2 separate regions of the Homo sapiens genome follow, and region 2 is linked to region 1. A link is a contact called in ENCODE Hi-C or POLR2A ChIA-PET data. All regions are on one chromosome and are shown on one strand. Each heading gives the region's core, a stretch centred on a gene start or an enhancer-like site at or near the end of the contact. The rest is flanking DNA. Distances are from core to core; before and after follow the strand shown.

Region 1 (4,910 bases), core at 696-3,195:
AGTTACATCTGAAAAGAGTCACAATTTCTGGGCCTCTTAAAGTATGAACTCACATAGGAGTCAATCATGACTAGTTTAATTTTATTTTACTTTGTTCATTTTCATATTTGTATTCAATAAGGTACTTTCGCAACGATCCAAATGTAACAGAACCACAGATTAACACAGAATTAAACAGGCACTCACATCTCAAGTACCACATCAAAGCCAAAAGTTAACAATTAGTGCAAGTGGCCCCTTTGTGCAGAGAACTACAAAAATACAACCTGTAGTAACCATGATCAGCAGCAAAGTGCTCCTAATTCTCAAATAGTGGATTTCTTTTCTTATGAAATTAATGGGTGGTAAGGACTTAGTTTGAAATTAATAAAATATCAGGGAAAAAATGTGATATCTAATGGGGAAACATTTTCCATGAGCAAAACTAATGAAAGAAATCACAAAAGAAAACATTGACAGATTTGGGTACATGAAACTTTTAAACATCTGTACATTAAAAGGCAAACCAAATACTAGTTTAAAAAATACCATAAATACAACGCAGACTGAATACACTGAATATATGCAAAGATTTGTGAAGGAAGATAAAATACTAAGATTCCAAAAGAAAAATGGGAAAAGAAGTATTAATGGGTATGGTGTTATGATAGCTATATTGGTTTTTGTCCACAGTTCCTAGCTCCTAACTCCCACAGTCCTTGTTATAATGCTGGGGTACTTTAGGCCTCAGGAAACAGAATCTCTCTCTCTCTGACCTCCTGTCCTTTCACCTGCCCAAGGCAGGGCTCTAATCTGATTGTGGATCAAAAGACACTCATTCCAGAGAGTCCTGCTCCATATCCTACGGGAAGGAAAGCTACACAGAAAGGCCAAGAAAAGTCTGAATAGACAGGCCTTGCTGGATTTAGATAATGTGCTTTTTGTCCAATCACATTTCTACACGGTTGTCAACCAGGCCATGTAATAAAACCTCCTTGTATAAAAACCCAAAGGACCAGGTTTGAAGAGCTTCTGGAGAGGTGAACATGTAGAAGTTCTTGGAAGGTGGCACGCCAAAGGAGGGCACGGAAGCTCCGTGCTCCTTCCCTGATACCTTGCCCTACACAACGCTTCATCTGAATCCTTTGTAATATCCTTTTAAATAAATCAGTAAACATGTTTCCCTGAGTTCTGTAAGCTGCTCCAGCAAATTAATTAAACCCAAACATGGGGTTGTGGGAACACCAACTTAAAGTTGGTCAGTCAGAAGTCTGGAGGCCTGGATTTACCAATGATGTCCAAAGATGTAAGGGGCAGTCTTGGGGACTGAGCCCCCAACCTGTGGAATCTGACACTATCTTAGGGTGGATAGTGTTGGAACTGAATTGAGAACATCCAGCCAGTGTACGCTGTTTGGCATGTGGAGAAAAAAACCCACAGCTTTTGTCACAGAAGTGTTTTCTGTGTTGATGATTGTCATGGTGGTATGAAAGCAGAGGAAAGACACGGTTTGAGAGTTTTTCTGAAACAGTAGGCAATTCACAAAAGAAAAAATTGGTTAAACATTTGAAAAATGTTTCTGTTCAATAAATACAATACAGGCACACCTCATTTTATGGCACTTCACTTTATTGCACTTTGCAGGTGTTTTTTTTACAAATTGAAGGTGTGAGGCAACCCTGCATTGAGCAAGTCTGTCAGTGCTATTTTTCCAACAGCATGTGCTCACTTCCTGTCTCTGTGTCACATTTTGGTAATTCCCACAATATGTCAAACTTTGTCATATTATTACATCTGTTTTGGTGATTTCTAATCTGTGATCTTTGATGTTACTACTAATCTTTTGGGGAATGCCACAAACTGCACTCACAGAAGACGGCAATCAATCAACAAATGTCAAACAATCAACAAATGTCGTTTGAGTTCTGACTGCTCCACCCACCAGCCATTCCCCATCTGCCTCCCTCTCTTTGGGCTCTCTAGTCTCTGAGACCACAACACTGAAATTAGAATGGCCTCTAAGTTCAAGCGAAACTTGAAAGTGAAAGGAAGAGTCACAGGTGTCTCATTTTAAATCAAAAGCTAGAAATGATTAAGCTTAGTGAGGAAGACATTTGAAAGTTGAGAGGCTGAAAGCTAGGATTGTACCAGTTAGCCAAGTTGTGAATGCAAAGGAAAAGTTTTTGAAGAAAATTAAAAGTACTACTGCAGTGAACACATAAATGATAAGAAAGCAAAACAGCCTTACTGCTGAGATGGAAAGTTTTAGTGTTCTGGAGAGAAAGAAGATCAAATCAGCCACAACATTCTCTTAAACCAAAGCCTAATCCAGAGCAAGGCCCTAACTCTCTTCAATTCTATGAAGGCTGAGAGAGGTGAAGAAACTCAGAAGAAGAGTTAGAAGCCAGCAGACATTGGTTCATCAGGTTTCGGGAAGGAAGCTGTCTCCATAACATGAAAGTGCAAGCTCACCAGCAAGTTATCCAGAAGATCTAGCTAAAATGATTGATAAGGTGACTACAATAAACAACAGATTTTCAGTATAGATGAAACAGCCTTCTCTTAGAAGAAAATGTCATCCAGGACTTTCATAGCTACAGAGGAGAAGTCAATGCCTGGCTTCAAAGGTTCAAAGAACAGTCTGACTCTCTTATTAGGGGCTAATGCAGCTGGAGACTTAAAGTTGAAGCCAATGCTTATTTACAATCTGAAAATCGTAGGGCCCTTAAGTATGCTTTAAGAAAAATAAGAGGTATTAATTTTTATAAAATGTGCTCATTAGCTACTGGAAGAGTGAAATTGTTGTTTTTTTTTTAAATTAGGAATATGTATCGAGAGCCTTTAAAATGCTTACATACTTTTTTTCCCAGTTATTTTATTCCTGAGTATTTTTTAAGGAAACAATTCAAAAGACAAAATTCTGTGCAAAAAAAGGGTTCATCACAGCATTATTTAGGATAGCAAGGAGCTATAAACAACCTAAATGCTCCCAAACTATGTTTATAGCAATAAATATTATAAAAAGTGTGGTAGCCCAAGTGTAGCAGATCAGGGGAACAAGAATGAAATTCCCAAAACCTCACCAAAAAATTTTATGAAGAATCAAATCACAGGATGTTGTAATTTGTGAACTGTTATCTTTTTCTTATCAATATAGAAGTTAACAACAACAACAACAAGCTCTCTTTATACAGAAGGTCACCTGTGGGAAGTGTTACTCAAGAATGCTGAGAACATCTTCGGTTTCACAGTGGGGCAGAACTGACAGGGAGCTAAAGACTGAAAGCAACAGAAAAAGAACATCTTTTCTCACCAGCCTACATCAGAAAAGCAGATACATTTTTTTAACTTTCTTCTTTAAAAATCTTTATATTTTTTATTTTTAAGTCTGTGGTGTTTAAGTTGCACGATTTTAAGGTCATCTGCTTTTAAATTCAATATCATGGCTTCATGTGTGCAAAGAAAGCAGTAATACTGTTTAAAAAGAAATGAGGAATCTAAACTTCCTTAAATTAACATTTGAAGGTTTGAGCACAGTGAAACCAAGGTTCAATATCAAGACATTAATTTGTTCAGAAAAAAAAATACTGTATCTTAAACAGAAAAAAATCTCTAAACTACCTTTGCTGAACAGAAATAACGTATCAGTACCATGTTCCTACAAACTAACAGAAGATGCTACAGGTCGTAAATATTAAGAAAGAAAACTTTTTTCTCTAATTTTATATTCATTCTTGCTACATTTGAAAGGACTGAACGGAATATTCCATTCAGATAGGCCAAAGTTCAAAGTCTGTACCTGGATGAGGACATGAATTTCAAACACAAACCACAATCTGAAAAATAGTCTGTCTCTAGTTACTTTATACAAAACACTATGCTAAGGTCTCAATTTAAGAAAGCTGACAAGAATTGCATTTATTCAATGAATCAATCAGTTCTACACTAAAAACTAGGTTACATACATTCTGATATTTGTTTTCTATATGAAAAAAAAAGAATTGTATATGATGTAGAGTAGCCCTACCTAAACAATACAATGGGATCTCTGAAGCACAGAAATCTATAAAATGGGTTCAGGCCAAGGAAAAAGTCTCCTTCCCTACACATTCCTGGTATATTTTACCTTATCTCAGAATATCAATTCACAGGTCTGTTCAAATTATACTGTTAGCATTTCCTAAGAAAAAATAAGCTCTGAAAAACATGCCTTTCCTATCTTGACATCCAATTAAAACATTCAAACTAATACCCTATTTGGCTGACTGAGGTAAGGAGGAAGAGAAGAGAGGAAAAAAGAATGCAGAAGCAAAATGTTTTTTCCTCTTCTGTCATTACTGTTTTTAACTTAACATGTCTCAAAGTGTTTAGCTCCATGGTGATGGGAGCAGGCGAAAAATATAGAAACACTGAAAGAACAAATTCCCCCAGAATATTTTAGGGTTCCTAACACAAAGTGTACTGTGGAATTATAGAAACATACAAGTTGAAAATAGATTCTTATAACTTAGTAATGGTGGAAGATGAACAATCTTTCCTTATAATAGCTTTTAAAAATCTGCTACATTCACCCCACCAAAAAAGCTGAGCCAGATTTCTATCTGATTTTTTAAAAATTATTATCTCTCAGTATAAAGGAAATAGAAGAAAAAGTATTCATTGCTTAGAAGAGTGGATTTCAACAGGGGAGACTCTGCCCTCCAGAGTGACACTAAGCAGCATTTGGAGATATCGGCAATCTGAACTGAGGAGGCGCTATTGGCATCTCGTGGGTAGAGGCCGGGGATGCAGCTGAACATGTAATTCCACAGCCCTTCACAACAAAATTATCTGACCCCAAATGCCAGAGTCCTAAGGTTGAGACCCTGGTTTAGAAATACTTTCGACACTGAAATGTGCAGATTTATAACCACTCAAGTTCCAAAAGACAG
Region 2 (4,910 bases), core at 639-3,138, 36 kb before region 1:
TCCCTCTTTTAAGGAATGGGAAAATACTCTTAGATGCGCTTCAGACCAGATACTGTGTTTCTCCTGGGCAGTGTGCAGTAGAGGGAGGCCCTTCCCTATCACAGCATCTTCAGTAACTTGACTTTGAGAGTAACACTCCACCTACCATGAAGACAAGCCTATCAACACTGTTGATCAGTGGAGCAACAAATGCCACTGCCAAGAGCCCATGGGCTCCTCTGTCTTCATTAATGCATTCCTCTCTATAGGATTCAAGGAGAACACACTTCATAGACAATTATACACTCGGTGCAAAATTGAAGAAGTCCTGTGGGGCCACAGAAACCAAGATGAGTAATGGCTTGGAAAGGGTCTCCTCCTCAACAAGCTATGCAGGATATAGGCAACATTATAATTATTCTATAACTTAGTATTTTCCACTTATAAATTTCCTTAGTACTCTGATCATGGTGACTATCTAAATGAAAACAAAAGGCCAGGTACGGTGGCTCACGCTTGTAATACCGCACTTTGGGAGGCCAAGGCAGGCAGATCACTTAAGGCCAGGAGTTTGAGACCAGCCTTGCCAACGTGGTGAAACCCCATCTCTACTAAAAATACAAAAATTAGCTTGGCACAGTGCTGCACACCTGTAATCCCAGCTACCTGGGAGGCTGAGGCACGAGAATCGCTTGAATCCAGGAGGCAAAGATTGCAGTGAGCGGAGATCGTGCCACTGAACTCCAGCGTAGGTGAGAGAGTGAGACTCTGTCTCAATAAATAAATAAATAAATAAATAAATAAATAAATAAATAACACAAAACACATACATACTCAAAGGAAGATAAGTAATTCAGGTTAATCTGAATGCAGCCCTACTGCCTAGTCTGTGCCTCCATAAGGAGGATGTGGCTATCACTTGGACTTCTATCACCAGTACAGATCCACCTTAATGTCCAATGGGCATTAAGTGAGGAACTCAATAAAGTACAAAGAAGTAACATGATGCATGTTAGCTATATTATTACTGTCATTTAATCCTGGTTCTCAATATAAACATACACTCACTAGCAAAATGGCAAAGAGAAGTGGGCATGAGAAAGGACTGGAAAGAAAAGCATCAATGGCATGTTGCTTATTTTACTAAATACAAACAATGGGATTCCTCTACTGATCCAGTATTTTTCCAGCAATGGACCTGGCTTCTATGTTGGACTAAAATAGCCTCTGAAGTCTAAATTTGTAAAATAATGTTTATAAAAACAACATAATAATAAAGTGATTATAGCTTCATCAGCCAAATATGATTTTTACATATAATATCAGCTGTATAGCATACTTTAGTAAAGTACTCCCCCTCCACCCCCTCCCCACCTGAGACTTAGCCACAGTGAAGTCAGGAATGCATTAGGCAGCCAAATGGAAACTACCCGGTGATAAGCGGCTGAGTGACAGCCAGGTCAGCTCTGCCACACCTTGGTGCTAGAGGATAAATTACATCTGACACTGATGTACTCCTTCAACAAGAAGACTTGCTTTAAGGTTCTGATTAGGAAAAATGAGTTAGTCTGCTAATTTCAGTGAATCAAAGTTGTCTATTATAAGACAGAGTTGTTTGTTTAGATATGTTTTATACTATATAAAAGTATAAACAACAATTTTTAAAATGTACAGTTTATACTTTACAGAGCTTAATTTCTGCTCCAAATTTTGTTATCCAGAGCCACTATTTGTGGTATATTATCATACTGTAACAAATTGCCTGTCTGACTTGAAAGTTGTGTGGCCCAAGAAAAGCTCTTACAGTAACCACTCTGTGTAACTGACTTCCACTGAACAACTTCCTGGATTAACCACTGCTCATAATTTCCCTGCAAACCATGCTGACAAATACCCAATGGCACTAGCAGTCTAGTGGGTGATCCCTAGGTGCCATACATACTTTCTGTTCCTGCCAGCTGGACCTCATGCTGACAAAGAGTGAGCTGTTTATACCAATTGACTTGCTATTTTAATTATGAAATTTAATCATGAAAGCTGATGAAATATGAGTACAAAAGATAAACGTTGTTCCTATTAAAAACTAAGGCTTTATACAAACTTAATAAAGGCAAGTCATTAAAAAGAAAGCTGTTGGATTAAATGTGGGCAGGACAGCTATGAAAAAATGAGAAAAAATTTATGAAATCTAAGATTTTGTACTCAGATTATGTTGTTAGTCTCTATGTTTTTATTCTTATGGTTTAGCCTATTAACACAATTAAGAATTTAAAAGAGTAGAATCATTGTCAAAGAAAAGCCCTTGGTCTCACAAGAGTTTGGCAAACATATTCTTATATGTGTTAATGATAATAAAACAGTTTGAATGTATACTTTTTAACAATTCCCTGCTTGAGTTGATATTTTCAATTCACTAGTTCCAATTATGCTGGGTAAAAGGGTATTTTCCATGCTTCAAGTTAGTAACTACTGGATTAGTGGGTATTAGATTTATGAGGTTATTATGAACAAACAGGATTAATCTGGAATCTAGGCATTCACATTTTTATTCCAGACTTTTGAAAGATAAAATACTTTAAGATTCTCCATCTCTTTAACCTAGCAGAGATCAGAGAACAGTGATTAAGAACATGACTCTGTTCAGACAGCCTGGCTCCAACATTTACTAGCTCCATGAGAGTCTTATCACTTAAGCTCCAGTTTTCTCAACTGGAAAATAAGGTTAACAATAGTACCTACCTTCCTGGGCATCAAGAGATTGAAATGAGAAAATGTGGCATAGCAAATGCCTAGTACAGTGCCTGGTACACAGTAAGTACCCAAAATGTTCATTATTATAATAATATTATTATACTGCCTAATAGGAAAAAAGTACCCATTATTACATAAATTAGATTATAACTAATATGTTTCAGTGTCAGTTTTGGGTGGAGGCCATTTTGCCTCCACCTATCGACAGCTCAGACACACCTGCAGAAAATTTGCACAGGTACAGTAAAGCAGGGGTTCTCAGCTAGGGGTTAGTTTACCTCTTAAGAGACATTTGGCAATGCCTGAAGACATTTTAGGCTGTCACAACTAGAGGGAGGAGGAAAACCTACTGGCATTAATAGTGTGGAAGCCAGGGATGCTGCTAAGCATCCTACATCCTACAATACACAGGACAGCCCCCTACTCCACGCTACCCCAACAAAGAATCATCGCACCCCCAAATGCCAAGTTGGCAAGAATGAGAAACCTTGTACCTTAAAGGACAGTGTAACAGAGATGTAATTTCTAAAATATAAACTTCAGAAAATTATTCTGAGAAGATAAATGTTTAAAAATGACATCAGGGTATGCAATACATATTGATTCCAAGACCCACGCTATAGATATGTAGGAATGAGACATGGATGTTTAGTCACGAGACAAGATTGTTTCCGTCAACAAGCCTTCTGGAATGGGACCTATCATGTAGTAATATTAAGATATGCTTTATTCTAAAGCAATTGTTATAAAGCTATGAGTACTATATTTGAAACTAAACTTCACTCATAATTTTAAATACCATTCAATAATTTTAAATAATTTTAAATACCATTCAAAACCCCAAAACAGTGGAAATCAAAACACTGTGAGAATAGCTTGCAGACAGGGAGCCTCTCGCCACAGGCCTCTTCACTTGGCTACAGAGATGACCAATCTAGCTAATGGAACACAGAGGTATGTCCTTCGTGGGTAAGCATCCTGTTTCCTCGTTTGTCTACCTGGATGACTTAAACTCATTCCTTAATTAACGCTGCTCAAAAAGCTTGTAAGGGTTCACTTATACTACTTACTTTTCGGTAAATCACAATGGTCTTTCTTAAAAGTATGAGATAAAACTGTGTATAATCTCAAATATATATGTGTGTATATATGTGTGTATATATGTGTGTGTGTGTACATATATATATATATATATATATATATATATATTTTTTTTTTTTTTTTTTTTTTTTACTCTCCCACTCAAAGAAAAGATTAGAAAGGAAGTGGCCCTTATGTCAAAGGTACTTCTCTCTTCAGTGCCTTTTCTACTCAAAGACCGAGATTTGATTCTTGGCACTGAGACTTATTGGCTCTGTGACTTTTGTCAAATAATGTAATTTGTTTTCACAATACTTCCTGTAAATGGACAGGAATATATTATAATTACCACCTACTGATGACAACATTGAAGCAGCAAAGAAATGATTCCTGTACTTACTGTGGAAGTGATAAAAAATGAAAGTAGCATTAAAACTGTTTTGCAATCCTTAAACAACAGCTATATTTCAAATATTTTCAACTTGGTATATTTATCCCTAAAGGTGACACAGCAAATCTACTGTACAACAAAGACTATAATTTCAATCGCTAAGTCAAAGGGGCTTTTTATTTGTAAAAGTACTATTTAACATACAAGACATTTATATATCTGAAAGGAGAAAGTAACTCAAAAAATGCAAAAAGAAATAAATTGAGCAAATGGTTATTTAGCTATTTTACCATCAAGAAAGATAAGACATGCAAATCTTATGTCACATTGTTAATAAATATCTTAATATACAGTACTTTTCTTCAGAAAGTACTGCAAAAGAAAATGTAAGAAATAAAGGATCTCTACTTACCCTTCTGGTAGAAAAATTTTCTATAATAGTATGCACCCAGATCTACGTGTTCCACGATGTATCTTTTCACTCTATCTAGGTGCAACACCAAGTTCTCCTTGGGCACTTCAAGTACTGCCACTCCTGCATTTGTGCAATGGGAACTAAGGGTAGACTCAAAGGAGGCACTTTCACATCCACTAAAGGAGCCAGAATTTGATTTTGAAAGGCTGATTTTCCTCTCCCCTTCTCCACCTATCTCATTCCGAAAATATGGACAGCTCATTACAAGCTCATTGCTTTTATCATCTCCCTGGT

What was found. Hi-C counts contacts between places; a loop is a spot of excess contacts on that map. ChIA-PET counts read pairs that join two places held with the same protein, here RNA polymerase II (POLR2A). Pooled maps may share reads with other maps.
Region 2: a loop to region 1 is called in a map of naive thymus-derived CD4-positive, alpha-beta T cell, with 3 times the contacts of the local background. The contact joins two enhancer-like sites. A Hi-C loop is called at or near these places in 6 of 168 maps with a recorded cell type or tissue (B cell, GM12878, adrenal gland and 2 more), 16 of 37 single-sample maps with no recorded cell type and 15 of 50 pooled maps. POLR2A ChIA-PET finds 5 or more read pairs at or near these places in 13 of 52 experiments (AG04450, B cell, GM12878 and 8 more).

Annotation. Positions count from the first base shown.
Region 1 is chr14:71,552,831-71,557,740 of GRCh38, reverse strand. The region is part of intron 4 of SIPA1L1 (signal induced proliferation associated 1 like 1); the gene reads right to left. Among named protein-coding and RNA genes, the nearest start is that of SNORD56B, 160 kb to the right of the region's middle. RefSeq lists a silencer at 1,599-1,698 and enhancers at 2,119-2,178, 2,289-2,348, 2,509-2,568. Within about 2 kb of position 1,945, at least 9 of the 41 ENCODE cell types and tissues checked have a DNase peak (open chromatin) inside an H3K27ac peak, as active enhancers do; they include GM12878 and OCI-LY7, where a contact is called at or near this core.
Region 2 is chr14:71,589,074-71,593,983 of GRCh38, reverse strand. SIPA1L1 (signal induced proliferation associated 1 like 1) reads right to left here. Exons shown (of 24, transcript NM_001386936.1): 5 at 4,614-4,910. Among named protein-coding and RNA genes, the nearest start is that of SNORD56B, 190 kb to the right of the region's middle. Within about 2 kb of position 1,888, at least 4 of the 41 ENCODE cell types and tissues checked have a DNase peak (open chromatin) inside an H3K27ac peak, as active enhancers do; they include GM12878 and OCI-LY7, where a contact is called at or near this core.